Linked DNA regions of Homo sapiens: region 2 is linked to region 1. The links are chromatin loops, found by intact Hi-C in ENCODE. Cell type or tissue: endothelial cell of umbilical vein. All regions are shown on one strand.

The links. Peaks named below come from ENCODE experiments on the same cell type or tissue, not always from the same donor. Only the 100,000 strongest peaks of a DNase experiment are listed, where the experiment ranks them.
Region 2: a loop joins it to region 1, with 7 times the contacts of the local background. A loop is called at or near these places in 1 of 110 quality-filtered maps.

Annotation. Positions count from the first base shown.
Region 1 is chr4:21,009,976-21,017,975 of GRCh38, forward strand. The region is part of intron 1 of KCNIP4 (potassium voltage-gated channel interacting protein 4); the gene reads right to left. Among named protein-coding and RNA genes, the nearest start is that of PACRGL, 310 kb to the left of the region's middle. RefSeq lists a silencer at 2,811-3,105. In endothelial cell of umbilical vein, no CTCF peak of the experiment used is centred here; DNase peaks (open chromatin) are centred at 1,336 and 3,056; H3K27ac peaks cover 3,262 bases.
Region 2 is chr4:21,109,096-21,117,095 of GRCh38, forward strand. The region is part of intron 1 of KCNIP4 (potassium voltage-gated channel interacting protein 4); the gene reads right to left. Among named protein-coding and RNA genes, the nearest start is that of MIR7978, 350 kb to the right of the region's middle. In endothelial cell of umbilical vein, no CTCF peak of the experiment used is centred here; DNase peaks (open chromatin) are centred at 4,606 and 4,916; H3K27ac peaks cover 1,921 bases.

The DNA.
Region 1 (8,000 bases):
GGAGATTGGCAAGTCCACAATGAAGATGATGGCCAGTTTAGTCCCTGGTGAGGGCCCCACTCTCATGACCTAACCCAACCCTAATTACTTCCCAAAGGACTCTTCTTCAAATACCCTCATACTCGAGGTTAGGACTTCAACAGTAGGTCACACACTTACTGCTAATTAAGGATGTCTCTGAAAGCTGTAGGGGGTCACAGATGTCACTAACACCAAACAATGAAAAAGCACAAGGCGTCTTCTTTGATTCGTTGTTATAGGAACATGTCCACACTTCCCTCCCTCCCCTTCGCCAGTCACTGAAAGAATACAGGATGTGACTATAAAGTGATGTCTCCAATTTTTAACATTTAAAATAGAAAAGAAATTGTACATTTAAAGAAAATATGGTGCCTTTTCAAGAAGTCCCTTGGGGAACCACACTCTTAGTCTAATGACGCTTCTGAATGGCAGAGCACCTTTTTTTAATTCCCCAAAGAAAATGCCTGCAGACTTTGTGGCGTGTTCTTTCGAACGTCCGCTGCCAGGAAAATCCCTGACCTTTATGCGATGAATTTGATTTTGGGAAATAGCAAAATTGCCTTTGGAGACAAGTTTTGCAATCAAGTTAAGTGATCACACCAGAGAATTCTGCTTCAGGAACAAAACTGGGACAGATAATAGACTAATAAGATGCCTTCACCACCAGGCTTGTAAAACTTGTCTTGAGACCAATTACAATATAGACCTTTTCAAACTTATTTTTAGCAATAAGAGCATAGTATGGTTAGTGTGTAAATTAAGGTAAAAATATTGAAACACAAGATATATTTGAAAGCCTAAGTAATCCTATTTTTTAGTTTAACCTTTCCAAGACTGTCTTTGCACACTTGGATTTTTATTTGAAAATAACACCAATTTGAAATTCATACTAATTGATGCTACCACTTCAAGAGTTCATGAAACCAAGCAGTTTCAAGTGAATTTGCGTTGGATCACCCTGTCCTGAGAGTTACCTTTTGGAAAACATAACCTGCACATATGTCTCATTTATTCTACTCAATGCCTCCCGATGAAATCAGTAGCAACAATATATGCATAGTAGCGAAATAATTGGGCAAAAGATGAATCATAATTTTGATTGTAATTGGGGGCAGTGAGAGAGGAGGAGGAAAATACAGTCATTAAAAACATATATAAGTAATTGGCTTCTTTGCTTTCTTGTGAAATATGCTAGCCCCACAACATGATTCTTACTCATTAACTTTAGAAGTGCTGTTTCTACCGTATTCACTTCCTAGTGGCATTGCAGGAGATCCGTTTGCAATTTGTGTGACTGACTCAAGATTTCATACAACTCTTGTTTCTGAAATGTCTTCTGATCACTGAGTCATAAGAGTAACACTTCTCAAGTTGTTATTGTTCTGAAAGTCTTTGAAGGGTCTGGGATACTTGGACAATATTATTTCCATCGGTACTTTTCCATCCTCCTGTGTATGGTATTATTTCCAGCCAACTTTGGAAAAATAGCATTTCAACAGCTTTGCATATCCACATTGCACCTGCTTCTGGACTATAAATGATTACGTATAATTTAAATTTATAGAAAATGTTCACAGGAACCAGATCACAGGGCACATATGTGACTACTGATTGCTTCTATTTCTTATTTTCCAAGTATAAAAACATATTTATAATGAAAAGCTTATACTTGCTTTATCTCCAAATCAACAAAAATTAAACCTCTTTGATATTAGCCAGATAGACTACTCTTTCAACTTTGACCTTAAAGGACAATAATGAATCTCATTAAAATCATATTTCCAAAGTGGCTTTCAGAAAGTCTCCTACTCTTACACTATCCCCAGGTTCAACAAGTTTATTTTTGGATGCACTTAATGCTTTCGTTTCTTCTTTTCAGATTCTGATTTAATCACTTAGCTTCTGTGGCATAATCAAGACAAGTTGGATGAATTGTCTCCTAACTGGATTATAATGAAAGAAGCTCTAACTGGTCTTAACGTAGTTTCGATGTTTGGAGTCTTTCACAAAGAGAAACAAAAGCATGATAAGAATGTGCTAAGCTAATTCGAAAGGGAAGCAAGGGTGTCACAATTAAACAAGGGTGTCCAATTATATTGTTCCCATACATCATTCCACCACTCCAATAGGACATGGGCTTATAGAGAACAGAGTCAAGCCTTGTGGTTCCTGTTGTGCCCAGCACACACAGCATTGTGCTTGGTATATAGTAGGTGCTCAATAAACATTTGAATATAATTTAATCTAGGCTCTCCCAGGGAGAAAATATAGTTTAGGGTTCAAGGTAAAGAATCTCAACATGGCCAGCACAGTGGCTTATGCCTGTAATCCCAGCGCTTTAGGAGGCCAAAGCAAGAGGATCGCTTGAGTCCAGGAGTTCAAGACCAGCCTGGGCAGCATAATGAGTCCACATCTTCACAAAAATAAAAATAAAAAAATAAACTGGATGTGGTGGCGTGCATCTGTAGTCCCAATTAATCAGATTGCTTGAGCCTAGGAGGTCAAAGTTTCAGTAAGCAGTGATCATGCCACTGCACTCCAGCCTGGGTGACAGAGTAAGACCTTGGCTCGAATCAAAGCAAAACAAAACAAAACAAAAACCTCCAAAACATTTAAACATTAGATTCTCCAGATATATGTATGTTTTGTATATCGATCATTCTATGCCACAGGAAATGTTCAACCAGGATCTGGGTAACCAGATTAGTGTCACAAAGAAGGAGTTTGTAGATCACCTAGGAAGTAGAACTAAGTTATATCTAAGCAACCTTACAAATTGAAAATCTATCAGTCTTTGAAAACATATCTGTTCTATGTTTCTCACAGTCTTATTGGTGATGGGATAATGACCAGTTGGCCATGATCTTAACAGGAAACGACAATGTAATATGCTAGCCCTTCTAGGTAACATATTTACCCTGGCACAGAATGCCTTAATTCCAAGGTGTGACTCACTGTAATCCTGAGAATTACAGTAATTTGGGGGTGGAATATTATGGCCAAAGGCAATGAGCACAGAGGAAACTTCTCACTGCGAAGCTGAGAATGAACTGAAATGATCAAAAATTGAATGCTTGAAGTCTTTTAATAAATTATAGGTAGAAGGTAAACTCAGCTATTTCTGGACAGCAGGAAAGGGTCTAAACAGAGGAGGTAGCACAGACGCAGCAATGGAATGTGAATGAGTCATATTTCCACATCAGTAGGGCTATGAGGAGACCACTCTGAGATGATATGACAGATAGTGGCTGCATTCTTCAGCCCTAGGAAAAATGAAGATTGCAGGAATTAGGTTAGGAGGTGAAGACTTTCAGGGAGGTAGAGTGGGAACCAGAGGCCAGGGAGAGTGTTGTCAAGTATGCTGACCACACAGTGAACACAGAGGATACAGCTTGATGCTCCTGAAGTCATTACAGGCAGGGTTAAATTCCCCTCAGTGACCCACTGACCCCCAGACACCAGGCATGGGGTCGACCAGCTCTCTCCAGTTCTTCTCCACCACTACATAAGAGAAGAAGCCTTGAAAATGCCACCAAGCTTTTGGGCTCAGAATGAATCATGATGGAAGCTACTGCAGCCTTGACACTGGAAGGCATTTCAGTTCTGTCAACTCTTGCCTCAAAGGAATGTTCATTTCCTTTTACACAAGATAAAGCTTCTTTGAGGAGGATTTGTGTCAGGTAAAGAGGAACACTGAATAAACTGTTGTGGTGGATGTCAGTGTCTATTCTGTGCCTGAAATTGGAATTTGGGCTTAGAACTTAAATACAGGATGTGACTCAATGAACAGAGACCAGAGTTCCAGTACAAGATATAAAGAGACTTTGTTTTGAATCAGTTCTAGTATTTCTAGAAATTCTTGTTATATTTGATGGAGTGAAATCGGTAATTCTTTGAAACTCTTTACCTTGTCAGCTTCCATAGTACTCTGCTGTCCTCATTATCCCTTTACTTCTCTGAGCCTTCACAGAATCCTTCTTATCTTCCCAACTTACATAAATGTTGATGTTCCCCAGGAATCCATTCTCAGACCTCACTTTCTCTATATGAGCTCATCCATGCTGCTTCCTCCAATCATCAACCATATTCTGATGACATCTACATCTTTACCTCCAGTTCAGACTTTGGATCTTTAAAATCATATAATTGCTTCTACCTTCTAGGTCTGACTATCTCACAGATAAGCAAATGCAACATGATCAGGATTTATCTTCACATCCAAGAGGTCCTTCTACTACAAGACCACCACATGCCCCATGAAAGTCATACTAAAAACTTAGGAGGTGTCTTGAATTCTCCTTTCCCCTCAAAGCCCATCATATCTACTCTGTCAAGTCCTTTTCACATTCCCCCAACACTATTCATGGATGAGTCTCATCTTCTCCATCTCTGGAATCACCTCGCCTTAAAGGAAACATCCAAATTTATTTTTAAAATGGAAATGTACCCCTATGCCTGAATCACAGGAAAGCAATAATAATAACTGATTAATATTTCTGCATCACTTAAAGAATAACATTCAAAATCACATGTCTTTTATTATGGAAATGCAAATCAAATCACATTGAGATATTATGCAATACCTCTTAGGAAAGCTGATATCAAAAATTGGAAAGCATGAAGTGTTGGCAAGGATGCGTGGATATGGGAACATGAGTGCATGGCTGGTTGAAATGTAAAGTGGTGCAACTGCTGAGGAAAATGGTATGGTAGGGCCTCAAACAGTTAAACGTAGCATTACCATTGACTCAGCAATTCTACCTTTACGTGTGTGCCCAAAGAATTAAAAGCAAGGATTCAGATATTTGCACAGCATTGTTCATAGTAGCATTATTCACAATAGCCCAAACGTGGAAACAACGCCAATGTCCATTGATGGATGAAGGGATAAACAAAATATGGCATAATATACATACAATGGAATATTATTTAGCCTTAAAAAGGAATGAAATTCTGACATATGCTATGGCATTGATGAACCTTGAAAACATTATGCTAAGTGAAATAAGCCAGACACAAAAGGACGAATGTTGTTATTAGTTTTTCTCAGATTACACATATTTGAAATATCTTAGAAGAAGCAAATTCATAGAAATAGAAGGTAGGATAGTGGTGATAAGGAACTCTGCGGAGAGAAGAATAGAGAATCAGTGTTTAATGGGTAGAGCTTCAGTTTGAGATGATAAAAATATTCTGGGGATGGATAGAAGTGACTGTTGCACAACACTGTGAATGTAATTAATGCCACTGAACTGAACACTTAAAATGGACAAAATGCTAGAAATATATATATTATATATATTATAAAAATGGAGAGACAGAGAGAGAGGTAGAGAGAGCAGATGAGAAACAATGATACTCTATTTTTTTCTTCTCACAATTCCTTATAACTAATATTGGTTATATATATAACCACTATTCTATATATCATGGTTATATATAATATATATATTATATCATATAATATATAACCATATAATATATATTATATATAACACATTATAGATAGCACAGATGCAGCTATATATAATATATAATATATTATATTATTATAATTAATATAATATAGTATATTGTATTAATATAATATAATATAGTATATTGTATTAATATAATATAATATAGTATATTGTATTAATATAATATAATATAGTATATTGTATTAATATAATATAATATAGTATATTGCATTAATATAATATAATATATTAATTATATATATTTTTATTTCTAGATATATATTATATAATATGATATATAAATATATACAATATACATTTATAAATATATAAATATATATAAATATATACTATATATACCATATATAAAATATATACAATATATACAATATATAAAATATATACAATATATAAAAATATATAAATATATACAATATATACAATATAATATGTTTAATATATAAATATATATAAATTTTTTTTTATATATTAAAAAAGAGAGAAAGCTTACGGCATGTCAGGTACTATGCTTAAAAAATAAAAGAGTATATAAATATATATATTTATATATATCTAGAAAGAAAAAAAACAAATTGAAATTACATGCCATCTCCTACTTCACACCTCGGGCTCCAGCAGCTCTATCGTCACCTATGTAATCTTCATTTGCACGATACACCCTGTCCATATGAATTGACAGCTGACTGCCACTCTAGGACCCTTTTCTGCCTCCTTACAAACTGGATGAGGGCTTAGGTCGCTGACAATATTCCAAATATACCCTTTTATTTTTTAAGCATGGTACCTGGCATGCTGTAAGCTTTATTTCTTTTCTTTTTTTCTTTTTTCTTTTTTTTTTTTGAGACGGAGTCTAGCTCTGTGGCCTATGCTGGAATGCAGTGGCCCAATCTCAGCACACTGCAAGCTCTGCCTCCCGGGTTCACGCCATTCTCCTGCCTCATCCTGAGTAGCTGGGACTACAGGTGCCCGCCACCACGCCCTGCTAATTTTTTGTATTTTTAGTAGAGATAGGGTTTCACCGTGTTAGCCTGGATGGTCTCGATCTCCTGACCTCGTGATCTGCCCGCCTCGGCCTCCCAAAGTGCTGGGATTACAGGCGTGAGACACCTCACCCAGCCAAGCTTTCTTTTATTTTTATTTTTATTTTTTTCGGATGGAGTCTCACTCACACGGTTGCCTAGGCTGGAGTGCAGTGGTTCAATCTCAGCTCACTGCAACCTCCGCCTTCTGGGTTCAAGCAATTCTCCTGCCTCAGCCTCCAGTAGCTGGGATTAAAGGTGTGAGCTACCATACCCGGTTAACATGCAGTAGGCTTTCAGCAAACACTGAGGGAATAAGCTCATGAGAAGCAGCTATTTTTACAAATGTAAAATATTAAAATTGGAAGGAATCTTAAAGTTTAGTCTAAATTCTTAAGAAAAGTGCTATTTTGACATGGTAGACAAAATGGTGCCTTCCAGAGGCCTAATTTCCATTTTAAATTAAATAGCAGCCCCCTTTTTTCTTTTCCTTTTGCCAATTGATTCTACCATTTTATGAACTCATAGAAGGGTTAGATCTGAATCACACAATTCATTATGTCAAGTGTTTTCCAAACTTCAAGAAATCTTATCACATCTTCATAGTGCTTGCTCTACCCATGGACTAGCTGTTCAAATGTTCAAATAAGTTCATCTTCATCCAAAGCAATACTGTCAATAAAATATAAATTATTTTATCTTATTTTAAGTTCCAGGATACATGTGCAGGATATGCAGGTTTGTTACATAGGTAAATGTGTGCCTTAGTGGCTTGCTGCACCTATCAACCCATCACCTGGGTATTAAGTCCCACATGCATTAGCTATTTATCCTGATGCTCTCCCTTCTCCCAACCCCCTGACAGGCTCTAGTGTGTGTTGTTCTCCTCAATGTGTCCATGTGTTCTCATCAATCAGCTCTCACTTATAAGTGAGAACATGCAGTGTTTGGTTTTCTGTTCCTCTGTTAGTTTGCTGCGGATAATGGCTTCCAATTCCATCCATGTCCCTGCAAATAACATGATCTCATTCCTTTTTATGGCAGCATAGTATTCCATGGTGTGTCTGTACCACATTTTCTTTATCCAGTCTATCATCGATGGGCATTTGGCTTGATTCCATGTCTTTGCTATCGTCAATAGTGCTGCAAGGAACATATGTGTGCATGTATCTTTATAATAGAATGATTTATATTCCTTTGGGTATATACCCAGTAATAGGATTGCTGGGCCAAATCGTATTTCCAGTTCTAGGTCTTTGAAGAATGGCCACACTGTCTTCTATGATGGTTGAACTAATTTATATGTCCACCAACAGTGTAAAAGTGTTCCTGTTTCTCCACAGTCTCATCAACATCTGTTGCTTCTTGACTTTTTAATAATCGCCACTCTGACTGGCATGAGATGGTATCTCATTGTGGTTTTGATTTGCATTTCTCCAATGATCAGTGCAAATCACAGTTTTGATGTGGTGTTTATATA
Region 2 (8,000 bases), 99 kb after region 1:
GCTGCGTGCTGGGAGAACCACTGCTCTCTTCAAAGCTGTCAGACAGGGACATTTAAGTCTGCAGAGGTTACTGCTGTCTTTTTGTTTGTCTGTGCCCTGCCCCCAGAGGTGGAGCCTACAGAGGCAGGCAGGCCTCCTTGAGCTGTGGTGGGCTCCACCCAGTTCGAGCTTCCCGGCTGCTTTGTTTACCTAAGCAAGCCTAGGCAATGGCAGGCGCCCCTCCCCCAGCCTCGCTGCTGCCTTGCAGTTTGATCTCAGACTGCTGTGCTAGCAATCAGTGAGACTCCTTGGGTGTAGGACCCTCTGAGCCAGGTGCGGGATATAATCTCCTGGTGTGCCGTTTTTTAAGCCCGTCAGAAAAGCACAGTATTAGGGTGGGAGTGACCCGATTTTCCAGGTGCCGTCTGTCACCCCTTTCTTTGACTAGGAAAGGGAATTCCCTGACCCCTTGCGCTTCCCGAGTGAGGCAATGCCTGGCCCTGCTTTGGCTCGCGCATGGTGCGCTGCACCCACTGTCCTGCACCCACTGTCTGGCACTCCCTAGTGAGACGAACCTGGTACCTCAGATGGAAATGCAGAAATCACCCGTCTTCTGCATGACTCACGCTGGGAGCTGTAGACCGGAGCTGTTCCTATTTGGCCATCTTGGCTGCCCTCCCGTATATGGAGCATTTTGAAATATAATTTTTCCTACCATATTCTTTGTGTATTTCCTCTAATTTTCCCTTCTTTTGATCTTAGATGCTTTTAGAAAGTCTCTCTTTGCTTACTTGAAACTACTCTTTCCTAAAGTAAGAAAGAACTTAAATTTTCAAAGAAAAAATGTATATATAAGGTAAATAGATATTATTGTTCATACTCCTATATTATTATTTGAAATACACAAATTTGTTGTTAGGGATGACACCAAGCCTTCTGAACCCTCATCAGGTCTTCTAGAACAATTGCCTGCTCTACTATTAACTATGTTGCTTGAGATCAAATATTTAACCCTTTGGTGCCATCTCTAAAGTAATCAGATTAGAAATTAGATCTCCAGCAGTTTATAAGTTGTTGCACTTTTTTGAGGATTTTAGATTTAGGACTTTCATTTTAATGATACAAAATAAACAATTAAAAGCATACTCTGCATTGTTAGGATGACCACTTGAGTATGACCTCTGATTTCAATGTTTATGATCATGTAGGTGGGTTTACTTCACTTGCTAGAGGCTAATGAGGAAAGAAAAAAACAGACACATATAAATGAAGCTTCCACAGCAAGGAGGGCCAAATGGTGCTGTGGCTCACTAGACCAATGAGGGTTTTGCAGAAACTTAAAAGAAAAATACTGAGAGAATTAAGTTAACACATAATCTATGGGAGTCATCGTGTCAAACTTGTGCTTACTCTTAGCAGTTAGTGCTATAGTATTCTATTACATTAGTGCCAGTTATTTCAGACTTCTCTGGCTTTTTAATTTTGTTTATATTTCATTTGTGCTATAAATGGAATGTTTGTATTCCTCCAACGTTTTTGTTGTTGTTGTGTGTTTGTTTGTTTTTTGTTAAAACCTAATCCCTAATTTGATGGCATTAGGAGGTGAGGGTCTTTGAGAGGCAATTAGGTCATGGAATAAGTACCCTTATACAGGAAATGTGAGAGCTCTCTCTCTCCTTCCACCATGTGAGGACACAACAAAAAGTTGGTTGCCTGTGGATCATGACGCAGGCCCTTACCAGACCCTGAATCTTCGAGTGTCTCAATATTGGACTTCCTACAGACCAGAACCGTGAGAAATACATTTCTGTTGTTTATAAGCCACTCAGTCTATGCCATTTTGTTATTACAACCCTAACAGCCAAGGACATTTATAAATAAGTTTTAGGCTTCTTGGTTGTTAAAGATCTGTAAACATAGAGTGTTTTATGTTTTCTCTCTATACAAATTTAAATAGAATTTTAATGAGTACAATTTTATATTTTATATTCTAGAGAACGTTTTCCTTTGAAAAGAGGTCTGTGCTTCATTGAAGTTTGAGAAATATTGAATAAAATCTTGATTTATTAATCAGTTCTGTTTTTCATTCCCAGCATTTCATTATCCCTGGATGTTTCCCTGCTTTCAACAGTCGCCAAGGAAGAGAGAACATAGGAGAAAGAGAGAACGAAAGAATTGATCCTTGGCTTTGAGTTTCAAATGGCACAGGCTCTGACGCGACAAAAGATTAAGCAGAAAATATTATCAGGGAAATGTTTATCTGCACTTTACCCTTATCCTCAGACATGGTCAAGATTCCACAGGACTAAATTCAAAAGTAGGAAGTAAGGGAGCAATAGAAATCCCAAACAGATTTAGAGAGTCAGGTATAGGAAGAATGTGGCAACCATCTCCAAGTAAAACCCAGGAAGTAGGCAATCCTTTGAAGTCCTTCTCATCTAGAACAGGTAGGAACAGAAAAAGTCTCCTGCCTGAGGTTGCAGGCAGACTGGCCTGCCTCAGTCTCTCAGTTTCCCAAACTCAGCGTGGCACTAGAAAAATTCAGTGATGCCCCAAAGAGGCTCTAAGGATAGGTTTATTACAGCCCATCATGGGATCAGGAGTAGCAGAATGCTTCCTGTGGACGCTGCCTTGGAGTAGGGGTCAGGGGTGGCTCAGAGTGCTGCCGACCAGAAGAGTTATTGCAGGCAGGAATGAACAGGACAGGGTGGAGACAGTGCGGAGAAATGATGGAGACCCAGACATGACCCACGTCATGCCCACCCATGTCCATATAGTCCTGCCAGGTCCTGGCACTACATAAGCTGCATGGAGAAGGGAAAAGAGGAACATGCTAATCCAGTGGAATCAGGCTTCTGATACCTAGTGCAATGATAGAGCAAAACAGAAATGAGGTTTACTTGCATAAAAATAACATCAAAACAAACAACAACAAATCTATCCTTTCTCTGTATCTATCTATCTATCTATCTATCTATCTATCTATCTATCTATCTATCATCTATATCATCTATCTATCTACCTGAAGTTGTAGTGGGTGAGAATCATTAGGACTCTAAGATCATAGTCAAGTTTAAGATAATGTCTATCCTTAAGAATGGAACTTGAAAGGTTAGCATGTACTAGGAAAAATGCAGCAACTTGAGGAACCCAAAGATCAATATTTTTAAGGATCTATCTTCAGGATCTATCTAGCTCTAACCATTTCTGAAATTTCTGCAGCGTTGGACTTTTGGGTCTTGATGTTGATAATACCAAGCAATCATCATGATCGAGTCCTACTGTAGAAGCAAAGTGGAGCCCACTTGTCCACTGATCCCCACTTTGTATGCGGATGGAGTTTGGGCCAAAAATCGGAGGTCCAGACCTCTGATGTCTTCCGAGTAAAGCTAAGCTTTTGTGCCATTTTGGAGATAGTAACATGCAAAGATGGGCTGCCAGCCACAATAAGATGAAAATAACGAGAAATAGATTTTGTGTACAATCAAGAAGTCTCCAAGTAGAGTGTCAATGCTGTGATTCTTGATACTGACTGTCTACTGGTAAATGGTTCCTGGGTCACTTATATTTGAATCAGGGCCACCTGGCTCTTGGGCAGATGAGTTGTGGCACTAAACTTCAGAAAGCTGATCCACTGCTCAGTCATCTGGGAAAACTGAGGCAGCCTACCAGGCCCCTAAATATAATCTGTAGTGTATTTGTCTTAAATTGATTAGAAAAACAGAAAATGGAAGGTTGTTTCCATACTCATCTGGCTTCTAGGATTGATATAACTATTTTTCCCTTTTTTTTTTCTCCAATAGCCAGGGAGGAAAAATCCAGTCTCATCCCACTGATATTAAGATAGCCAACCTTCTAGTGTTTTAGAGATCAGATTGTATTCGCTTTCTAGTTTTTCTAAGATTGTAAACCCTTAGTAGAAAGTCTTCTACACCTGATGTTTTTCTATACACAATGTCAATACTTAGTACATAAATATAAGATTTTTGATACATTTGACAATTCCTATTCTGCTGAGTCCAAATTTCCGGGAATGTCTGATAATGTACAGAGAAGCTACAATTACAGCAGGGAGATGAGGCTTGATGACTACCCAAGGGTACGAGAAGCTTTGCAGAAGGCAATGGAACAATCTAGTTTGGGGCAGGACTGCCAAGAAACAAGTTCTTTCAAAAGTAACAAAGAAAATCTCATCAAATTGGATTTCACACAGACATAAGGCTGTAATTCAGCTGAGGCAAACAGCAGGGAAAATCATTTTCTTGTCCACTTCAAGTAACAAAATGATTCCCCTCCTGTCACTTCTGAGTTGATTTTGTTCTTTTGCCTTCGAAAGCTGAATGAAATATAAAGGAGAGGTTGTGCATCTATCTATAAGTTTAAAAAAAAAAAAAAAAAAAAAAAAAGGAAAGCTATACTCAGTGGGAAAAATGGAAAGAAACAGTTGAGTTAGTATCTCTGGGACTTAATCTAGAATAAGGATTCCAAAAATCACAATTTGGTCTGCTGTTGGGGGAGAGATTGTTCCCCATGTCTTCCTTAAGCACCAAAAACAATTACACAGCTCCAGCCCATGTGCAAGCATTAGCAACTATTCTGGGATTGAATCCAAATTTGAGCATGTGTAATAGATGAGGATTTTCCACAATGTGGAATATTTGAACAGATAACATCAGAACTAACAGTTAATTTATTTTTTAAGTAAAGAAGAAACAAACCATAAAAACACAAGGCGTTTCTTGCTAAGGTTCAGAGACATATTCAGTGAAATACGCAAATACCTTAACAAGAAATAGGTGACATTTGACTTAACTCTAATACACCATAATTAGTTTCTTTCTCCATCAAAAATCAAAGTTAGTGTATTTTGATCTAAAGCTAGAATTGAGATTTCTCTGCTTTTTCTTTTGGCTGGTCATATGAATCATGCTTAAAATGGGAAAGCCAGAGGGTTTGATGTGGTCCAGACCTATCCGTAGCCTGTTTCCTATCCCTGATTCAGTCTTATCAGAGCTGTCCCATAATCTGTACAACTACCCATACAGCTTCAGAATATGATAAAGAAAATAGACAGAGGTTCTTACATACAGAAATAAGGCCTCCTCTTTTGTCTCTCCCTGCAGAGATTCTACAAATCTTTGAGCCAAGGAGATTATCAAAATGACTCACTTTTAAACAAACAAACAAACATAGCTCACCAGTGTTTTTTAGAATGCAAGAAAAAACACAAATTGGAACCAAGAAAAATCTGTTAATTGCTTAGATTCTTTATTTCCCTTTTATGTTTACTGCCACTAATTAGTCTGGATTATCCAGGGGCCTAAATAAAATAGTACGATCTAAAAATGCATGTGTTGCTTTTAGTAAGAATATCTTCACTTTTTTCTTAAAAGTGAAGTAAGACTATCTTCACTTTTCTTAAACCCATTCTATTAAAAAAGAATAAAAAAATAAAAAATAAAACAAAAAACTTTACTACATTCTCATCTGGGTCATGATCAGTGCTGAAATACTAACCACAATAGATTCTAACTTTGAAATTTTGACAATAGTTATCATACTCCGAGTGTTTACTATGTACCCAAATACCAATACTAAATATTCACTACTCAGTACTTTATTATAACCACATCACAATACTTTGAAACACAGAATCATTAAATACCATCATTTTCCGATGAAAAAACTCAGGTGTAGGAAGGTTAAGGAATTTGCTCAAAGTTATACAGCTAGTAAGTTGCAGAGACATGACTTGAACCCAAATCTCTTCGACTCTAAATTCAGAGCTGTTGAACTTGGCAGCAGTATAAAGTCACTCCTCCACTCAAGAAACACCAATGATTTTATATCTTATGCCACAATAAAAAGTAAAAAGACTCAAAAATAAAACAAAACTTAAGATTTATAGTTATCTGGCCATTTCTTGTTAGTTTAATCTTAATTTTCACCAGTCATCCACATGGGTCCCCATGCTACCACCCCATGTTCCTTAAAGTTCTTACAAGGGCCCAGTTCACTTTTGTCCCTTCCCTCACATTGTTTTCCTCACAGTAGTCTTCTGAAACGCATTTCCTGTCTCTCCTTCCCATAATCCCACTGTTACCCCATGTGCATATTAAACTCCCAGGCCATGTCTCTATAACCATACACAGTTTAATACAGTTGCAATCCAAGTTAGTGTTCATCATTTAGCTGCTATAGATAGTAGTTGGTGTCATGTAGCTTACATTTGTATTTCACCTAAAGTAAACCATTATCTATTAAGGTCAGGGACTACAAATTTATAATTTGATTTTTTACCTCAAAACACACTATGAAACTCATAGAGAGCTCTAAATAAATTCCTGTTGTTTAAATGAATAAATAAGAGTTCATTACAAATATAACAAAGTATTTTCACATGAATTTCCTAGACACTTCATATTGGTGTGAGCCACTTCAAAACAGTACAAAAGGGATTAAATACAAATATATCTTTTTAATACTTATTAAAATGTTAGACAATTCAGCTTTAGTAGGAGTTTAATTATAAAATGAAACCAAGCAAAGCCTAAATACCTAATTCAAAAGATTTCTGTTCTATAGTGAAAGACAGATCAATAATGATAAATTGGATTTTTAGCCTTTGGGAATAAATGGGGAACCAAAAAGAAAAGCAAACCTTAGTAAAGTAATTCTGGTCTACCACTAGTGAGTGGACAAAATTATTTTACAATCAGTATTACATTCTATTGGAATGAAAACAAGATATATTAAAACCTTAACATGATAAATAGATATTTGATATTATTTGTCCAATAATAATCCTTAACAGATATAAGCTTTTTTAGAACATCTATGTAACCAAATGTTTTTGAAAGAGGACCAATCCATTTGCTAAAGCCATAAAGTCATTTAGAACTACTGATAATAAACAGTGACAAACAGTGAAGGCGATGGTTTCGGAATACTTCACTTTCCTTTTCATTCCTTTTTCCCTCGCCTTTACACCAGCAAAGAAAAAGTCATCATAAAGCCAATGAAGCTAAAGCTCTAGGGCTACCTGCTTACACAGGCTTCGTCAAAGTCTATCTATTTATAAATAGCAAGTAAGATTTTTAAAATTCCTTTTCTTGAAGAGTGCCCTCCAAACTGTTTAAGCTTCAGGTCCCACAAACCTTAATTAGTCGCATCCTTGACCTGAAGCATGCATGCCCTTGGAATCCAAGAAACTTAAAATTCCATTTGGCAAAATTTGCTGTTGTTGTTGTGGCTTTCTTAGGCTGTTGGTTTCCTAATTCGTTCATTCATTCATTCTTCATTCATCCACTCATTTATCCAAGGAACAGAGACTCATCTTTTGCAGGCAGAGATCATCGTTCTTACGGCTTTAGAGTGACTACAACTTCCTGTCTCTTGTTCTATGGCTTCTGCCACTAACAGGTAAAGGCATCACGCTTTCCTCTGGATAGCTTTTCTGTACTTTATGCCTTCCGTTTTTTTCTCATCTTTTGTTGTTCTCTCTATTGACCTGTGCATTTTTGCTACAAGTAGTTACTTCATCCTATATCTGGTTTATGGTTCCCAAGATTGGTTTTGTTATATCTGTAGTTATTCCTTGTTGGGCAAAACTTTCAGAGTAGACTACCAGCAGATTATTTGCAGGCCATAATAGGCTGCTCACTATAACATGCCCTGCCCTGGTCAAACAAATGGAAGAAACCAACAATCGATGCCTTCCATGAATCCACTTTTACTTTCTTTCTTTTTCTTCCTCACAGCATTATTATTTCACCTTCATAACCAGAAAAATATAATTCTATCCAGCATTATAATTAGTCAAATATTTCATGTTTTATTTATTTTTTCTCTATCCCCACAGGGCTTAGTGTTAATTGAAATAATATCATTATAATTAATTAAAATACAAATACAGCTACCATCATCTTACTATGTGTTTGGAACACAACTATTGTTTTCATGTGTCACTTCCCCTAATTCTCTCCAAACCCCTTGAGGTAGTTGTTACTCCATTAACCATT